2 separate regions of the Homo sapiens genome follow, and region 2 is linked to region 1. A link is a loop called in an ENCODE intact Hi-C map of the cell type or tissue named here. Cell type or tissue: PC-9. All regions are shown on one strand. Links, peaks and the distances in the headings refer to the core of each region. The heading gives the core; the rest is flanking DNA. Region 1 overlaps CRPPA (CDP-L-ribitol pyrophosphorylase A). Region 2 overlaps CRPPA (CDP-L-ribitol pyrophosphorylase A).

Region 1 (8,428 bases), core at 8-8,007:
TGCATTTCCAGATAGATGTCATCCTTTAGCATACATTGCCTTTGCAGGAGGTTTTGAAAACCAAGCTAGTGAGGTTCTAGTCCAAGGGAAGTGGCACGTTCCCCAGAAAGGAGCCCCACGCAAACCCTCACACATGCTTCAAAAGCCAAAAGGTTCAAGTTGTTTTGTAACCGCCCCACGGGTTCACCTTGCCCCTGCCTAAACAGAGCGGATTTATCAAGACAGGGGAATTGCAATGGAGAAAGAGTAATTCACGCAGAGTCGGCTGTGCGGGAGATTGGAGTTTTATTATTACTCAAATCAGTCTCATATCAAATTATTACTCAAAAAATTATTACTCAAAAATTATTACTCAAATCGAGCATTTCGGGATCGGAGTTTTAAAAGATAATTTGGCGGGTAGAGGCTCGGGAAGTGGGGAGTGCGAATTGATGAGTTTGGAGATGGAATCATAGGGGGTCTATGTGAGGTTTTCTTGGTGTCTTCTGTTTCTGGGTGGGATCGCAGAACTGGTTGAGACAGATTACTGGGTTGGGTGGTGTCAGCTGATTCATGGAGTGAAGGGTCTATAAAATATCTCAAGCACTGATCTTAGGTTTTACAATAGTGATGTTATCCCCAGGAGCAATTTGGAGAGGTTCAGACTCTTGCAGCCAGAGGATGCATGACCCCTAAACTGTAATTTCTAATCTTGTAGCTAATTTGTTAGTCCTGTGAAGGCAGACTGGTCCCCAGGCAAGAAAGGGGTCTTTTTGGGAAAGGGCTATTATCAATTTTGTTCCAGAGTCAAACCATAAACTAAATTCCTTCCCAAGGTTAGTTCGGCCTATGCCAAGGAATGAGCTTAATGGTTAGAAGCAAGATGGAGTTAGTTAGGACTGATCTTTCACTGTCCTAATTTCCTCAGTTATAATTTTCACAAAGGCAGTTTCAGGTTCTCATATGACTATTTTACTTTCTGAATATTGGAGTTTGGAAAATGGAAGTGTAAAAAGCCATAATCACTGATTTAGGTAATCTGCCCAATGATTACATCTGAAACTCAAAATTTGAAATGATTCCAGTTGCTAACTTTATTCCATTTCTCTGGGTAGTGGGGAGAGGGGTCCCTGAAACCATTTCATGAACCACTTACCTATAATATTCCAGTGCCATGAACATTGTGACAACATAGCTCATATATGAAGGCATTTCTGTGGGACACAATGGGTCTTGGCCAGCAGGATCTTTATCTGCGTGGTAATTAGCTATGGGGATTATAGTCACTTTTACACTAAACTTTTCTCCCATGGAGAAAACTTTTGCATTAACTTTAATTTTTTGCATCTTCTGAGGCAGTCTAAGATAGGCGGACACTAAAAATCTCACTGATATGGTTTGGCTGTGTCTCCACCCAAAAATCTCATCTTGAATTTTAATCCCCATAACCCCGCATGTTAAAGGAGAGATCAGGTGGAAGTAATTGAATCATGGGACAGAGATCAGGTGGAGGTAATTGAATCATGGGGATTGTTTCCCCCATGCTGGTCTCTTGATAGTGAGTTCTCATGAGATCTGGTAGTTTTGTTAGTGTTTCGTAGTTCCTCCTGTGTTCATTCTCCTTCCTGCTGCCTTGTGAAGAAGGCACCTTCCTTTCCCTTCACCTTCCACCATGCTTGTAAGTTTCCTGAGGCCTCCCCAGCCATGCTGAACTGTGAGTCAATTAAACCTCTTTCCTTTATAAATTACTTAATCTTGGGCAGTTCTTTATAGCAGTGTGAAAACAGACTAATACACTCACTTTTAAAGGAAAATAATGTTTGGAAAGGCCTTGTTTATGGAAAATAAAACGTTTGTCTTCTACTTTTACTTAACTGATAACAGCAGTCAGAAAATCCTAATAGCAATAGTAACTCATCAAAATTTTCATTCTGAAATACTTCATGGCTCATTTTTATCACTATTATGTCTGAAGAGCTTATGGAACATGATTATATTTTGGGTATATCCTAGGAAGTCCTTAGAAAGCTTGCTTTATAGCAGTGTGTGGGTGCTGCTTGGCCATTTGCCAAGTGAAAGCCCTTACTTCCTTCTGTAAAAGATCAGCCCTACAGACTGTTGATAGTTTTCTTAGGGTATGGGGCCAAAAGTCTTAAGTCACTTCATTAAAAAAGATAATTTATACAAATTCAAATAAGGAAAAGGACATGGAAGTATAAAATGCCTTATAAGACTACTTTTTTGCTCTGTTGAGAAATTACGCATGCTTTTTGCTTATTAAAGAGAAAGCACAGTTCTCATTGTCCCAAATAAGAAAAATAATGGGTGTCACCACTGTCAATCATTTAGGTTATTCTAAGAGAATGTCATTTCTTGTTTTTCAAGGGCTGTATGTGATACCCCAAATTTGATTTTTTTTTTTATAACTTCAACTTCTATTTTAGATTCAGAGGGAATGTGTGTGTAGATTTGTTACCTGGGTATATTGTGTGATGCTGAAGTTTAGGGTATGATTGATCCCATCACCCATGTAATGAGTGTAGTACTGAATAGTTTTTCAACCTTTGCCCCCTCCCTCCTCCCTCTAGTGATCCCCAGTGTCTGTTGTTGACATCTTTATGTCCATGAGTACCCATTGTTTAGCTCCGTCTTAGGAGAACTTGTGGTAATTGGTTTTCTGTTCCTCTGTTAATTTGCTTAGAATAATGGCCTCCAGCTGCAATCATGTTGCTGCAAAGGACTTGATTTTGTTCTTTTTATGGCTACATAGTATTCCATAGTGTATACGTACCATATTTTCTTTATCCAATCCACCATTGATGGGCACCTAGGTTGATTCCCTGTGTTTGCTATTGTGAATAGCACTGTGATGAACATGGTGCATGCATCTTTTTGGTAGAAGCATTTGTTTTCTTTTGGATATATACCCACTAATGAGATTGCTGGGTTGAATGGTAGTTCTGTTTTAAGTTCTTTGAGAAATCTCCAAACTTCTTTCCACAGTGATTGAACTAATTGACTTTCCCAGTAACAGTGTATAAGTGTTCCCCTTTTCTCTGCAGCCTTGCTAGCATCTGTTTTTTTTTGGCTTTTTCATAATAGTCATCATGACTGGTGTGAGATGGTATCTGATTGTGGTTTTGATTTGCATTTCTGACTAGTGATGTGGAACGTTTGTTTGTTGGATACTTGGATGTTGTCTTTTGAGAAGTGTTTGTTCATGTCATTTGTGCATTTTTAATGTGGGTATTTGTTTTTTGCTGGTTCAGTTGTTTACAGTTCCTTATAGATTCTGGATATTAGGCCTTTGCTTGAGAGTGCAAAAACTGTTTACTCTGATAGTTTCAATTGCTGTGCAGAAGCTCTATTGTTTTTTTGGAGATAGGGTCTCACTGTGCTACCCAGGCTGGAGTGCAGTGGCAGGATTTCAGCTCACTGCAGCCTCAACCTCCTGGGCTCAAGCGATCCTCCCACTTCAGGCCCTCAAGTAGCTGGGACTACAGTCACGTGCCACCATGCCCAGATAATTTTTTTTTTTGTATTTGTTTGTAGAAATGGGGTTTTGCCATGTTGGGCAGGCTGGTCTTGAGCTCCTGCGCTCAGGTGATCCACCTGCGTCGGCCTCCCAGAGTGCTGGCATTACAAGTGTGAGTGACCACACCTGGCTGCTGTGCAGAAGCTGTTTAGTTTAATTTTCTCTCAGTTGTCAATTTTTGTTTTTGTTGGAATTGCTTTTGAGGACTTAGTCAGAAATTCTTTCCCAAGGCTGATGCCCAGAATGGTGTTTACTAGGTTTTCTTCTACGATTCTTATAGTTGGAGGTCTTCCATTTAAATCTTTAATCTATCTTGAGTTAATTTTTGTGTATGGTGAGAGGTAGGGGTCCAGTTTTATTCCTCTGGATATGGCTAGCCAGCTATCCTACCAACATTTATGGAATAGGGAGTCCTTTTCCCAAAAATTGCTTATTTTTGGCAACTTTATTTCTGGGTTCTCTGTTCTGTTCCATTGGTCTGTGTCTATTGTGTACCAATACTGTGCTGTTTGGGTTACTGTAGCCTTATAGTATAGTTTGAAATTGATGCCCTGAATTTGACTTCAAAATTCATTTTATTTGCCCCTCATAAGTAAGGATATTCTTTGCCCAAACTTTTGCTATCTCACTAATAGAGGGTTGAGAAGTTGTAATTTTTTAATATCTCACCTAAGAAATTCAAACTACCATTGAAAATAACTCTTATGGGTTGATTTGTCTTTTGGAATTTTGAACTAATTGGGGACTGCAAAAGAGAAGGTAGAAACTTCTGAACTTTGGCCCCAAATTCCTAAATTGGGATAGGGAAATGTAAGGAAACATGGCTAGTCTTGCCTCTAGTTAAAGACTGCCACTTACACATACATTTGTTTCCACTACTTCCTTGACCCATCTAAAGGAGCTAAAAATGTATGGCTACAGAAGGGAGAATGAGAGGAAGTGCAGCAGATAAGTACTAATAAACTCAAGAGCTAGGCGCGTGGTAACCTAATCAGATTTAATGAACCCAGGAAAGCTAAAACATAAGCCTTCAGGTAGAACTTCAGTTCAGGTAGAACTTACTTCTCAGGAAGTAAGATGATTAAAGTTATACGACCTTGAAAAAGTATAGACATCAGAGGCACAGGGTATCTCTGGAGGTGGGGTAGAACAATGAAAAGGGGACACCTGATTGAATCCTTCAAAAGGAAGAGTAAAATTCCCAGATCTTTAACAGATACTGAGGCTTATTCTCTGGCTGAGAATTAGCACAGCTAATGACTTGAGTTCGGTACTCTATGGCAGTGGGGAAATTAAGAGAGACTACATTTTGATACAGTGAGATCCTTAGTGCCTGAGATAGATGACTCAAGGAAGTTTTCTGCTTTTCAGACATGCCATATATTAAAGTAGCTATTCTTCTAAAATCAAGGAGTTGGAGGAGACATTGAAAGAAAATCCATTTTGTGAATTGACTGGAACTTCAGATTGCTTGTCCATTTTCCTTTTGTCAAAATCAGAACAGTTTTAGTTTAGCCAAGTTCTACTTTGCGCCATTGAAACTGCTTAGAAAACTACTTATCAGATTAAATGAGATTCAAAAGTACCTCTGAACCCACCAGTATCTGAGGCATGTTGGCTAAAGGCTCTGAGAAAATGGAGATTTACAAGCTAAGTATTTAACATATCAAGATTATGTTGTTTGTGGATATATTTGTATATTATGATTAAACATCATGTACATGTATAGACATATGTATTAGTATACATGAATGTGTGTATAGGTTAATATACTCCAATCTTAAAGAATGGTAGTCCAGAATTGTGCATATGGCTATTACTAGGAAGGATCACATATAACAACTCATTTCTACTTTATGCTGGGAACTAGACCCTTTCAGAAGTTGATTAAAAATGTTCCTAGGATTTCAAAAGTTGTTTTGGCTTTTTAACCAAACTGAAATATAATTGTTGAACCCCAGGTTATAAACTAAAGGGAATCTTAGTTTTCGCCTTTTACTAACAAGAAACTGAGATTAGGGGTACTAATCACTTAGATAACTATCGCTTTGTGACCTGAGTTTCTATAAGGAAATGTTGCTCCAAGAAATCAGATGACAATGGTGTTATTGGCAGGGGCATAAAGCTGACAATTAAACCATAACATTCACTCACAATTTATCAATTGATGTATCTAGATTTTACTGTTTTAAAAAATGTATTCCCTGGATCTGTTGTAGGAGGCAAAAATTCCTGCCAGTAATCTAATTTCTGGTTTAAATATACAAGGAAAGTGTCATGGGGTGTGTGTGTGTGTGTGTGTGTGTGTGTGTGTGTGTGTGTGTGTGTGTGTGTTGGGGTAGGGGGGTGGTCAACCTGGAATAGCTGAAAAATAGACTAAGATGACAACTACAGCAAAAGGGATTAAGAAAGGCAAACTTCGGCCATGCTTATTCAGACTTGGTGATGAGTTGGGTAGGGGTTGGGAATTCCTGACAGTGGATTTGAACAAGGTCTGGCAGGGCTTTCCTCATAGTTCATGAGGTTTTTGAGCTCTCTTAGGTGGAGGACAATGCTTAAGATAACTTTCCTTTAGATGGTTTCATGCTTGTCAAAGTTTGTTATAACTCGGCCTCCCCTATAAATCTTCTACAGGAAAATGTGCTGTTCCACTGATTAAAAAGTATTCTAGACCTTATGATAGTTGTGTGTATCATTGTATGTTAATCTATTGGCACTGATTCATGTTTCAGAATATTTTCAGTTTGGCTAGAGTGAATTAGTCTCCTTGAGTCAGACAACTCCAGGTAAATTTGGGGAGAAAAATCACTTTTGTAGATCTGTATGTGTTTATATTATGGAAACTAAATCTTCAGATTGAGATTGGGCTTGGAAATCAATGAAAGTCTATATTTCATTATTGTTTAAGACTCCATAGTCTGTGTTTCAGTATATTAACTTTGTTTTTTAAAAAAACTTTTGTCCATTTATTCGATTTGTTTTCTTGTGTACTTTTACATATGCTGTCCTAGATTTTGGAAAACCACAGCAAATTCTGTTGAACAAGATACACAAGTAAAGATATAAATGTTAGTCCAGATGAACAAGGTTGATCACTTGAATTAGGCTGAGATAACAGGAATGGAGTAGAGAAGACAGGAGAAATATTTAGTAGCTAGTGTTGATAGCTCTTAGTGATTAACTGTATTAGAGATTCAGAATGAGAAAGGAAAGCTTTTAGTTGTGTGGTTAGATGAATTTGACTTAAAATTTTGTCTCAAGGCTTCCTTAATAAAAGGGTCAAGTCTGAGTCATGGGACTTGTATTTTGTACAGGTCAGATGATTAGAGGTCAGTGTTACATTTCCAAAGGACCGCATGGAACACCTTCAAAATAAGTGGTAAGTCTAAGGCAGGTAGGCTGAGGCCTGACAACCGGGAGCCTTCATGGGCCATAGTAGGAAGGCTTCACATTGCAAAGGTAATCCAAGATTCAGCCCCATCATGCCAGTTCAATATTTTGCTGCTAAAACGTCAGGGTCAGTATGGAGAAATAGAAATCTATGAATTATGTCCATAGTACAATCCAGAGGCCAAGTTTCCGTGAAGGCTGCCATGGAAATGAGCAGCAGCTGCCACTGTCCCCTTGCAGCCAAACTCTGCAGACTAGATGAGAGGGCTTTCAGAGGTGTTAACAGGGCCTGATCTTTCCCATCTGTTTCATAAAGCATTTGTTAAAATGTTCTGTTCCCAATAGATCTGTTAAAACTGTCTGGGCCGAGTATTCCTGTAAGCAATATTTGTTATTCCAGGAGAAAATAACTTTTGAGTTATTATATTTCTTCCTCAATGTCTGTAGGTGTAATAGAGCTTAAGGCTAGGTTCCTATTTGCCTATGGAATGTGCTAGAAAGGAAATATTCAGGAGAACTTGACAGAATTAGGCTGCTGAGGGTTTGGTGTGGACTTGTCCTCAGTTAAGAGGTAAGCTAGATCTCTTTATTCAGCAAATATTTGATCGGTAGACACTGTGTGAGGTACTTAAGGTCTTTTTAAGTCCCATGATTTTACATTATTAAATTTTAATACTATAAAAGACTTTTAGTTCTATAACTAGAAAAGAATGTGAATAAATCCTTAGAAATACAAACAGTACTTATAAAGACTTGCAAGTACTGGGTGTATGCTTGGTTGCTGACCAAAATAGCTTTATAAGCCTATTGTCTCTGAAGAGCGTTCTAAAATAGTGTTTTCCAAACTTTTTTTTGACCTGTTACAAGAATTACGTTTTTGCCTCATGGCTCAGTGACAAATGCATATTTACTTATATACTCACGCACATTTGAAAGAAAATTCATGCAAACAACCTATCTCTGTGCTACGCATTTTAATTTTTCTGTTCTATTTCCATTTCATTTACCCAACAAAGTTGCTTTAAAACTTACTATAAACTGATTTTATGACACTCTAATGGGACCCGAAATTGGCAGTTTGAGAAATACTGGTTTAAAATGCCATTTTCTGTTTAGAGTCTCATACAATTGTTTGAAATAGTGTAAGGCCATAAGTGTCTGTTTGTAATTATTTACATCTACTCTGGCTGTTTTCTGTCTGATGGAATGGAGAATTTGAGTTATTTTAAGGCAATCTAGTAAAATTGGGAGTTAATTCATTGAATAGATACTTGAATGACTACTTTATGTCAAATGTTATCCTATCTGCCTCTTAATTCTTCATCATATTTTAACATTTAAGTCAATGTAAATTTTCTTTAAAAAGTAGCAAACTGATTTCCTTAAAAGTTTAACCATTTTTTTCTGGTAGAATATACTATGAAAAGTGACAGGTGAATAGTTTAGAGGACAAGTTGTAATCTTTCCTTTAAAAATACTACTTATTTAGTTGAACACATACTTATAACTCCTATATTAAAAAGT
Region 2 (8,431 bases), core at 144-8,143, 97 kb after region 1:
GAGGTTCTCTGATTTGGAGTGGACTTGGCAATAAACGGACTTGGCAGGATGGCTCTGCTTTAGTTTGTTTTCATCCTTCTTTGACCAGCAGATTATCCAACCATGTTCTTCTCATGGAGATAGCAGAGGTACAAGAATAGAAACATACAAGGCCTCTTAGAGCCTAGATTTGCAACTGGTATACTGTCACTTCTTCCTCATTCTATTGACAATCATATGACCAAACCTAAAATCAAGGGGTGGGGAAATTTATTTTACCCCTTAGTAGGGAAAAATGTAAAGTTACCTGGCAAAGGTTATAGATAAGGGCAAGTGTATAGAGTTAGGTCATATCCCTTTGACATTAAATATGCTGCATAATATCCCAGGACCCCTTAAATTCTCATCTAGTCACACCATCATGCTCAGCATCTCTTTATCTGGAGACTTGTGAATTAAAAATGAAGTTTTCTATTTCGTATGGTTTGGCTATGTCCCCACCCAAAAATCTCATCTTGAGTTGTAATCTCCATAATCTCCATGTATCAAGGCCGGTACCAGGTGGAAGTAATTAGATCATAGGGTCGGTTCCCCCATGCTGTTCTCATGATAGTGAGTGAGTCTCATGAGATATGATGGTTTTATGAGCATCTGGCATTTCCCCAGCTTGCTCTCATTCTCTCTCCTGCCACTCTGTGAAGGGGTACCTTCTGCCATAATTGTAAGTTTCCTGAGGCCTCCCCAGTGATGTGGAACTGTGAGTCAATTAAACGTCTTTTCCTTATAAATTCCCAAGTCTCGGGTATTTCTTCATAGCAGCATGAGAACGGACTGATACACTGTTCACTATATACCCAATATACGGTTGTGGAACTTATATGGAATAATCACATTGAATACTCTCCCTCAAATGGGGTAAGAATAGGAAGCAAATACCAATCACTGGTCTGTAGAAATTTTGAAATCCTGCTCAACAAATGTTGTCAGGTTTCCTTACCCTAAAAATAGTGATTATTCCTTAGTTAAGTCCCAGTTCTCTGCTTCCTGGAATTGGCCTCCAGAGCCCTGGATTTCATCTACACCCTCAGGATTTTCTTATTTTGAGAATTGTTTTTGGCGAAAATGGGAGATTAGAGTTCTGTTTTTCTAGGCTGTCATATTCTGGGCTCAAATTCCTTTCAAATTTGTTTACAAACTGGCCAGTTCTTAGGCCTTCTCATTTGTGTGGTACCTTAACATATTCACCTTAAAGATGCCAGTTCATGCTTTCAGGCTTCTTTCTGAAAGCTATCTTGCCCAAGTTAGTAAATTGATTAAATTATCTTCTAAGTCATCACAGGCCCTTCCAAAGTTGTGCCACTACATAACAACGGTTTCCCTTCCGCTTTTATTTCTTTGCCTCCTGGTGCCAGCTTCCAAAGCCAATATTACGTATATTAGATTTGGTATTTTGTGTTCATTTTTGAGGGGTAATATATTAGTTTCCTAGGGCTATTGTAAAAAGATTTCAAAATTGAGTGACTTAAAATCAGGAATGTATTATCTCGCATTTTGGAGGCTAAAAGTCCAAAATTGAGGTGTCATCAGGGCTAGGATCTTTCTGGCTCCAGAGTAGAATGTTCTTGTCTCTTTTAGTTTCTTCTGTTGGCCAGCAGTACTTTGTTTTTTCTTTTACAGTGCCTTTTATTTCATTTGCTTGTATGGTTTTTCCTAAGCCTCACCATCTTTCTCAGGACTTAGTATATTGCCTGGCAAATTTTCCATAAATATTTTCTTCGGAAAAGGATAGACGTTCCTCAGTTTTCCAGTTATTCTTTTTCATGTTTCTCCAATACATACTGGGCATATATTTTTAACTGCCTATGAATACTTTTAGTGGTTGTCCTATGGGTAACTTAAATCCAATTGGTTCCTCCAACTAACCAACAGACCTACTCTTTCTGCTACATCATCCAACTTGAGTAATGATGTCACCAGTCCTGTTGCTAATAAAACAATTTCTGGATCTGGGCCCTCCCTTCCCTATATTTCTTGGACTTATTTCAGATTCTCATAACCTGTTAGTGAGATTATGGCCAACAGCATTGTAATGGTTCTCCTTGTATGAATATAAACCACACCTTTCCTTTGGGGTTGAATGGTGATAGTTTTGATTTTTTTTCCCTAAGTTATTTACATTGGGGTTAGATATGTCACATGTGATATATCTACTCAGTGTTGTCATATAAGGTTAATAATTCGTGTGTTAGGGAAATATTTTAATTTCTTCTTTTGTTGTCTCACTTTTGATGAGTTTATCAAATAAGTTATGATAGGGTAAAGCATTTTAGGGAGATTCTTAGCTTTTAATAGTTTGATATGAAGGTCAGTAGAAATGTCTAAAAAGACAGTTATAGGGTTACTGATAACATTGTTTCCTGTATTACTTCTTTCCCCCAATTATTTGGACTCTGAAAAAGAATTATCTAGGCAGTGTTTGATAGATATGGGTGGTGTTGCCTCTAAGTTTGTAATGGATTTTTGGTTAGGTGGGGCTAGAAAAATTTGAATAAACTGATAAGCTTATTTTTTTCCCCACTGATAGGCATTTGAAAACTTCTCGTGAATATAATTGTCTCTGCCCATTTAAATAATTTTACTCAAAGAAGAAATCTTATCCTTAGCCAGATCATTCATACTGTTTCTGGAAGAGTGATGGTTGTAGCTATATTATCAGCCTCATATGGACTTAGTCTGAAATTGTTTATTTACTCATAAAATGACTGATATGAGAACAAAGCTGCTTGGATAACTGTCTCTCATGAAATCCCAAAATACATTGCATAATTCAAACAATGTAAATATATGCAAAATGCTTAAGTTTGAGTTTTAGGTGATAAATCGGATGCAGGTGTTCATTGTTTACCTAGTTGTAAGATTGTCTATTTTGTTTCTACTTGAAACATTGTGAGCATGGGGCTATAACTGCAGAGTGAGAAACCTGTGCATGCATACCTTTGATTTAGTTTTACTCTAATGTATATATTGTTCTTGGTTGGGCAAACTTCCCAGGCTGCCTAGCAGAAATAATACTGTGAATGATGTTAAGGCTGGAAGGATAGGTAATCAGATTATCTGTAGCCGTGGACCATTATGTGGTTACCATAAAACAACGGTTTCTAACTTTTTTTTGTTATAAAACCTCTGAAAGTTGTAGAATCCCTTCTCAGAAAAATAATTGCATTATATATACATTATTTTTTCAGAAGTTTTCCAGTCCCTCTGAGTCATATTCATTTACCTCATGTTAATAACCCTGCCATATTCTCATACATTGTTTATGCAAACATAAATTGAAACCACTTTTATGGAAGACAATTTGGAATATTTATCTAATTAGAATGCACATTATCTTGTTTCTCTCTTGTTTCTGGGTAGAGATAGCAAACTGAGCAGTTACCTAATTTTGCTCATAACTCAAACCTCATTAAAGCTACTAGAAAGGGATTAAAAATGACAAATCCTCAAAAGAATAGGAGAGGTGACAATGACAAATGAAGAATAGCTGGAAAACAAGTGAATTAGTACTAACAGATGCAGCTTGGAGAAGGCCAAATTACAAGCAAATAGTTGGGGCAAGCTAGGAATTAAAACTGTTTGCTGTAGAATTCTCAAAGTCCAGGACCTAGCAGCACCAGGTACCTCTGGAACGGAATGAAGGGGGACAAAATAAGGAGGGTTGGCTGAAAACTGTTTAAGCAGTCTGATCTCTAAATCTCCTTTCCTAATCTATGACCACCCTAGCAGAGGCAGGTGGTGATGAAGTTCTCTGTCTATACCGGGAGAACATAGGATGCTGTAGAAGGACTGAGTGTGTTGCCAGAAACAGTGACTAACAACCATATGCCTACTGACTGCCGAATAGGAAAGCCCATGGCTGCTTCTCCCACTCAGCCAGCTGCTATCTTCGTGGCTTGGCTTTTTTTTCCAGACTGGAGACTAGAAGAATTTTCTTTGGGCAGTCTGTCCAGTGTAGGAAGAAAGACCTAAAAATACTAACCTCAGAGGTACCCATAAACACCTTAACCCAATCACTCTACAGAAAGCTATTGGAGAATTTGTTCTAACCCTCCAAAATCAGAGTTGCAAAATGAGTCGATCAAGGAAGCAGACTGCACGGGATACAGAAGCTAGGGGATCCATGTTGGGAGAGAGATGAAGACTCTTTCCAAGACGGTGATGTAGGGAGTTCCTAGGATGATGGCTGAATGACTGGCAGAGAAGACAACAAGTCTGTTGGAAAAGATCAGAGGACTTCAAGGGTGACCTTTTCAGGAATATAAAATTGGTGCAATACCTTGTGTCTGAACATCTTGAGAGTAGATTTAAATGAATAGCTAAGTGTTTGGCATTGAATGAGTCATAAGCATACAGAAAACCACATAAAACAAAAGATAAGCTATAATTCCAGGGCAACAGAGTTGTATAGGAAACAAATTTTAATAATATATGACTCAGCTATGAGTTGTGTTTACATAGCCACTGATTTAAACACTCAATACTGATTTAACCAAAATTATGATATTGAAAGGGTGGGGAATGGGAAGTGTTAGGGTATATTGAGATGAAGTTGGGAAGAAGGACAAAAGTCTTCTGTGGATGATAGCCAAGATGGAAAAGTCGAGAGACAGCATCACAAGAATGTAATTTAGAGATACAGAATGAAAGGTAAATTATTAGTCTCAATTCTTCAGTCCTCAGCAATAGTATTCTACTTTTGTGCCCTTGCAGTGGCCTCCTGGTGAATTAAGTTTGTTTCCCTTCTCCTTGATTTGCTTGCCTGACTTGCTTTGGAAGTGAGATTTTTACCAGATGTGATTGATATAGGTGGAGGGCCAAATGTGTGCTTGTGCTGTTGGACTTGCCCTCTTTTGCTACTTTTATTGCCTTAAGGAAGGCATGGTCTGGTTGGTTGCTGCCCCTCCAGTCTGAGCTGCAGAGTAAACCCAAGGAGCAGAGCTCTCACAGCCCTGTAGCTTGGAGCAGAGTTACCTCAGCCATGATACAACTGTGTGAGTGAGAAGTGAAAATTTATTGCTACATGCCACTGAGGTTTTTTTGTACATATTTGTTACTCAGCAAAAATTGTTACATATGGAGAAAAATATAAGAATAGTTAAATATGAACAATGATTGCCTACAGGGAGGACAAAGTGGAGTGAAGGGAGTGGGTTGGACTTTTTTTCATAACTGACCTTGTAGAGATATTTGGGTCTTTAAACCATGTGCATGTGTGACTGATAAAAGCATAAGCTAAAAGTTAAGATAGTAAAACAGATTACGTGATTTTGAGATTAGGGTTTGTAAAGAAGATCTAATGGATGGACAAGAGAGTTGGGGTGCTACTAATAAAATTATTCATGCCATTAACCATAGTCTCCTTGTTGATAAGAGTAGTCTAAGAAAATAGGTTTTCTAACCAAGAGCAATTGGAGGTTTCACGGGGTTGGATGCCTCAGTGAGGTAAAAGGGCTAGGTTAGGAGAAAGTAAGAGAGATGACGGATGGAGCTTCCAGTTAGAGACTGTGTTGACAATGAAAATTCCAGAGGAGCCATGAGAGAAGTAAAGCCAAGTTTCCAGGTTGATTACATAAACCAGTTGTTCAAGTGAAGACAAGGGTCATCTCACAATTGTTAGAATGATTATTATCAAAAAGACTAGAGAAATAACAAATGTTGGTGAGGGTATGGACAAAAGAGAACTTTGATACTCTGTTGGTGGGGATATAAATTGGTATAGCCATTAAAGCAAGCAATGCAGAGGTTCCTCAAACAATTGAAAATAGAACTCACATATAATTTAGCAATTTCACTTCTGGATGTGTCCCAAGGAAATGAAATAAGCACCTCACTCCCATATTCATTGAAACATCATTGATGCATTGTTCACAGTAGTCGAGATATGGAAAAAACCCTGTGTCCATTGATGAATAGATAGAATGTGATCACATGTGCACCCACTGGAATGTTACTTAGCCACAAAAGAAATAAATCCCACTATTTTTAACAACATGAATGAATCTACCCTTTTTCTAAATGGACATTAGATATAAGAAAAAGCAGAAGGAGAAGATGATGCATATTGTCAGAGCAACCCTCAATCTCCCTGCAGAGAAAGTAGAATGCCTCTACACAACCATCAGATGTTACTGATTAGCATCTGGTAACATTTAAACCTCAATTTTTAGGGTTAACAATTTACATTTATAACCAATGATTATTTAGATTTTATCAAGAACTTGTCATAAGCTAGACACTATACCAGGTACATCAGATGTGCTGTTATGTTTGTTTTTTTATAATAACTTTTATCTTCCATTCCCCAATGTGGAAGAAGCTGAGAGGCAGATTGAATAGCTTGTCCAGAGTCTGACAACTTGTTACATGGCAACACCATGGTTGGAACCCAAGTCTATTTGACTTCTGTGTCCATGCTCTTAATCAATTGGTAATGGTGCCTCATATTCATGAGAATGCATGTACACTTTTATGAAGCAAATCCTATTCAAGGACATATTATGAGTTGTAATGTACAGTTTATACATTGCTTTAAATTACTATTAGAAAAAACTAAGCTGATTGGCATGTAAGAAAACGAATACCCTGTGTTTATCACGATGGTAGCCAGATCTAAAATTTTATAATATAGCAATAATACATAGGTATTATTTTTACAATCGGGTGTTTAGATTTTTAAATAACTTAATATTTTTCTATTAGAGATGGTGTCTCACTCTGCATTGCCCAGGTTGGAATGCAGAGGTGTGATTGTGGTTCACTGCAGCCTCGAACTCCCGGGCTCAAGTGATTCTCCTGGCTCAGCCTTCTGAGTAGCTTGGACTACAGGAACGCACCCCAACACATGACTAATATTTTACCTTTTTTGTAGAGAATCGCTTTGTTGCCCAGGCTGGTCTTGAACTCCTGGCCTCAAGCGATGGTCCCACCTTGGCCTCTCAAAGTACTGAGATTACAGGCATGAAACACCACATCTGGCCAGTTGTTTAAATTTTAAATGATCTGTAACTTAAATACCACCAGAACATGAGACTGATTAAATCTATATGTTCAGGAACAAAACCATATATATGTTCAGGAACAAAACCATAACTCATAAGCATGTTTTTCAGGAATATAACATGTTTTACTACATAAGACATATAATTTAAACATTACATAACATGACAATATAACTTTTTTGGGCAAGAAGTAATAAAAGAATAGTGTGTACATGGCAAAGGGTACAAAAATAAAGTCTTCATGCCAGCCCTGTCCTCTTCTGTCTCCCAGAGATAACTCATTTTTTCTGAGACCTTCCAGAGAGATTTTGTTCATTCTTAACCCCTCCTACCTGGCTTCTTATTCTGCCACCTGCACAGCTATCATCTTGAGGTTTTTCTTCACCACTGTCCTAGCAACTCCCTTTGTTCCTCTTCTGTATAGAATATCTGTATCCTGTGTCATTTTCTCATTTTATCTCTCTCAATTTTATAGATTACCATGTCCTACTATAGTTTCCTGAAAAAGAGTGCATGGGGGACTTCTGGTTTCCTGCATGGCATGTAGGGAGCTTAGGAGTTGTTACTCCTTCCTAACAAGTAAAATATTGAACAATTGAAAAATAAACTTTTCATATCTTTCAGAGGGGTGAGGACACAGGGCAAATTGCTGTCCTCAAAACTGGAGAGACAGACAGGTGACTACAGAAAATCACAATTTACCAGAGCAGAAATCTCCTTGGGAAATAGTGACAGGGTAGGAAAACCTACATTATAATTGAAGAATTGCTAGAGACTCAGTATAGACAAGTGTGAGTTAGCTTCAGGAGGACCCAGTCAAAGGGGAGCCCCCACAGTCTTATGAGTTTTACTTCCAGGAGCTTGACCAGGTTCTTAAAATGGGTACTGGAGAAAAATCTTATTGTGCTTCCTATGGAGGAAGGGAAACAACCATTCTGAAAAATGCTAGAGCATTCTGCTCTTAACGAGGAGGCCCACCCTCAAAAATTGTCTTATAAAGGCCTAAACTATTGTCCTTACCCAACTCCATCCTTTCCCACTCAACTCCATACCACTCTAGTCATCCTCTGGGGAGAGGCAGAGAACTGAGAAAGTGAAAGTACAAGTCCGATTTACCTTGGTTTCTTTTACCCAGTAATCATGTCCAGCTATCAAGGAAAATTTACGAAGTATAAGAAATAGTGAGCATAAGAACCAGACCCAGATATGGCAACATTGAAATTACCCAACTGGGAATTTAAAACAACTATGATTAATATGACAAGGACTCTCATGGTTAAAGTAGATAGCAACAAGAACAGATGTAGGCAGTGTAAGCAGAGAGATGGAAATGGAAAGAACCAAAAAGAAATGCTGGAGATCAGAAACACTATCATAAAAATGAAGAATCCCTT

The links. Peaks named below come from ENCODE experiments on the same cell type or tissue, not always from the same donor. Only the 100,000 strongest peaks of a DNase experiment are listed, where the experiment ranks them.
Region 2: it touches region 1 in a loop (10-fold over the local background); 2 of 110 quality-filtered maps call a loop at or near these places.

The regions. Positions count from the first base shown.
Region 1 is chr7:16,411,771-16,420,198 of GRCh38, reverse strand. The region is part of intron 1 of CRPPA (CDP-L-ribitol pyrophosphorylase A); the gene reads left to right. Among named protein-coding and RNA genes, the nearest start is that of CRPPA, 5.6 kb to the left of the region's middle. In PC-9, for the core only: no CTCF peak of the experiment used is centred there; a DNase peak (open chromatin) is centred at 3,138; H3K4me3 peaks cover 368 bases; H3K27ac peaks cover 2,785 bases.
Region 2 is chr7:16,315,165-16,323,595 of GRCh38, reverse strand. The region is part of intron 3 of CRPPA (CDP-L-ribitol pyrophosphorylase A); the gene reads left to right. Among named protein-coding and RNA genes, the nearest start is that of CRPPA, 100 kb to the left of the region's middle. In PC-9, for the core only: no CTCF peak of the experiment used is centred there; DNase peaks (open chromatin) are centred at 4,395 and 4,845; H3K4me3 peaks cover 537 bases; H3K27ac peaks cover 1,849 bases.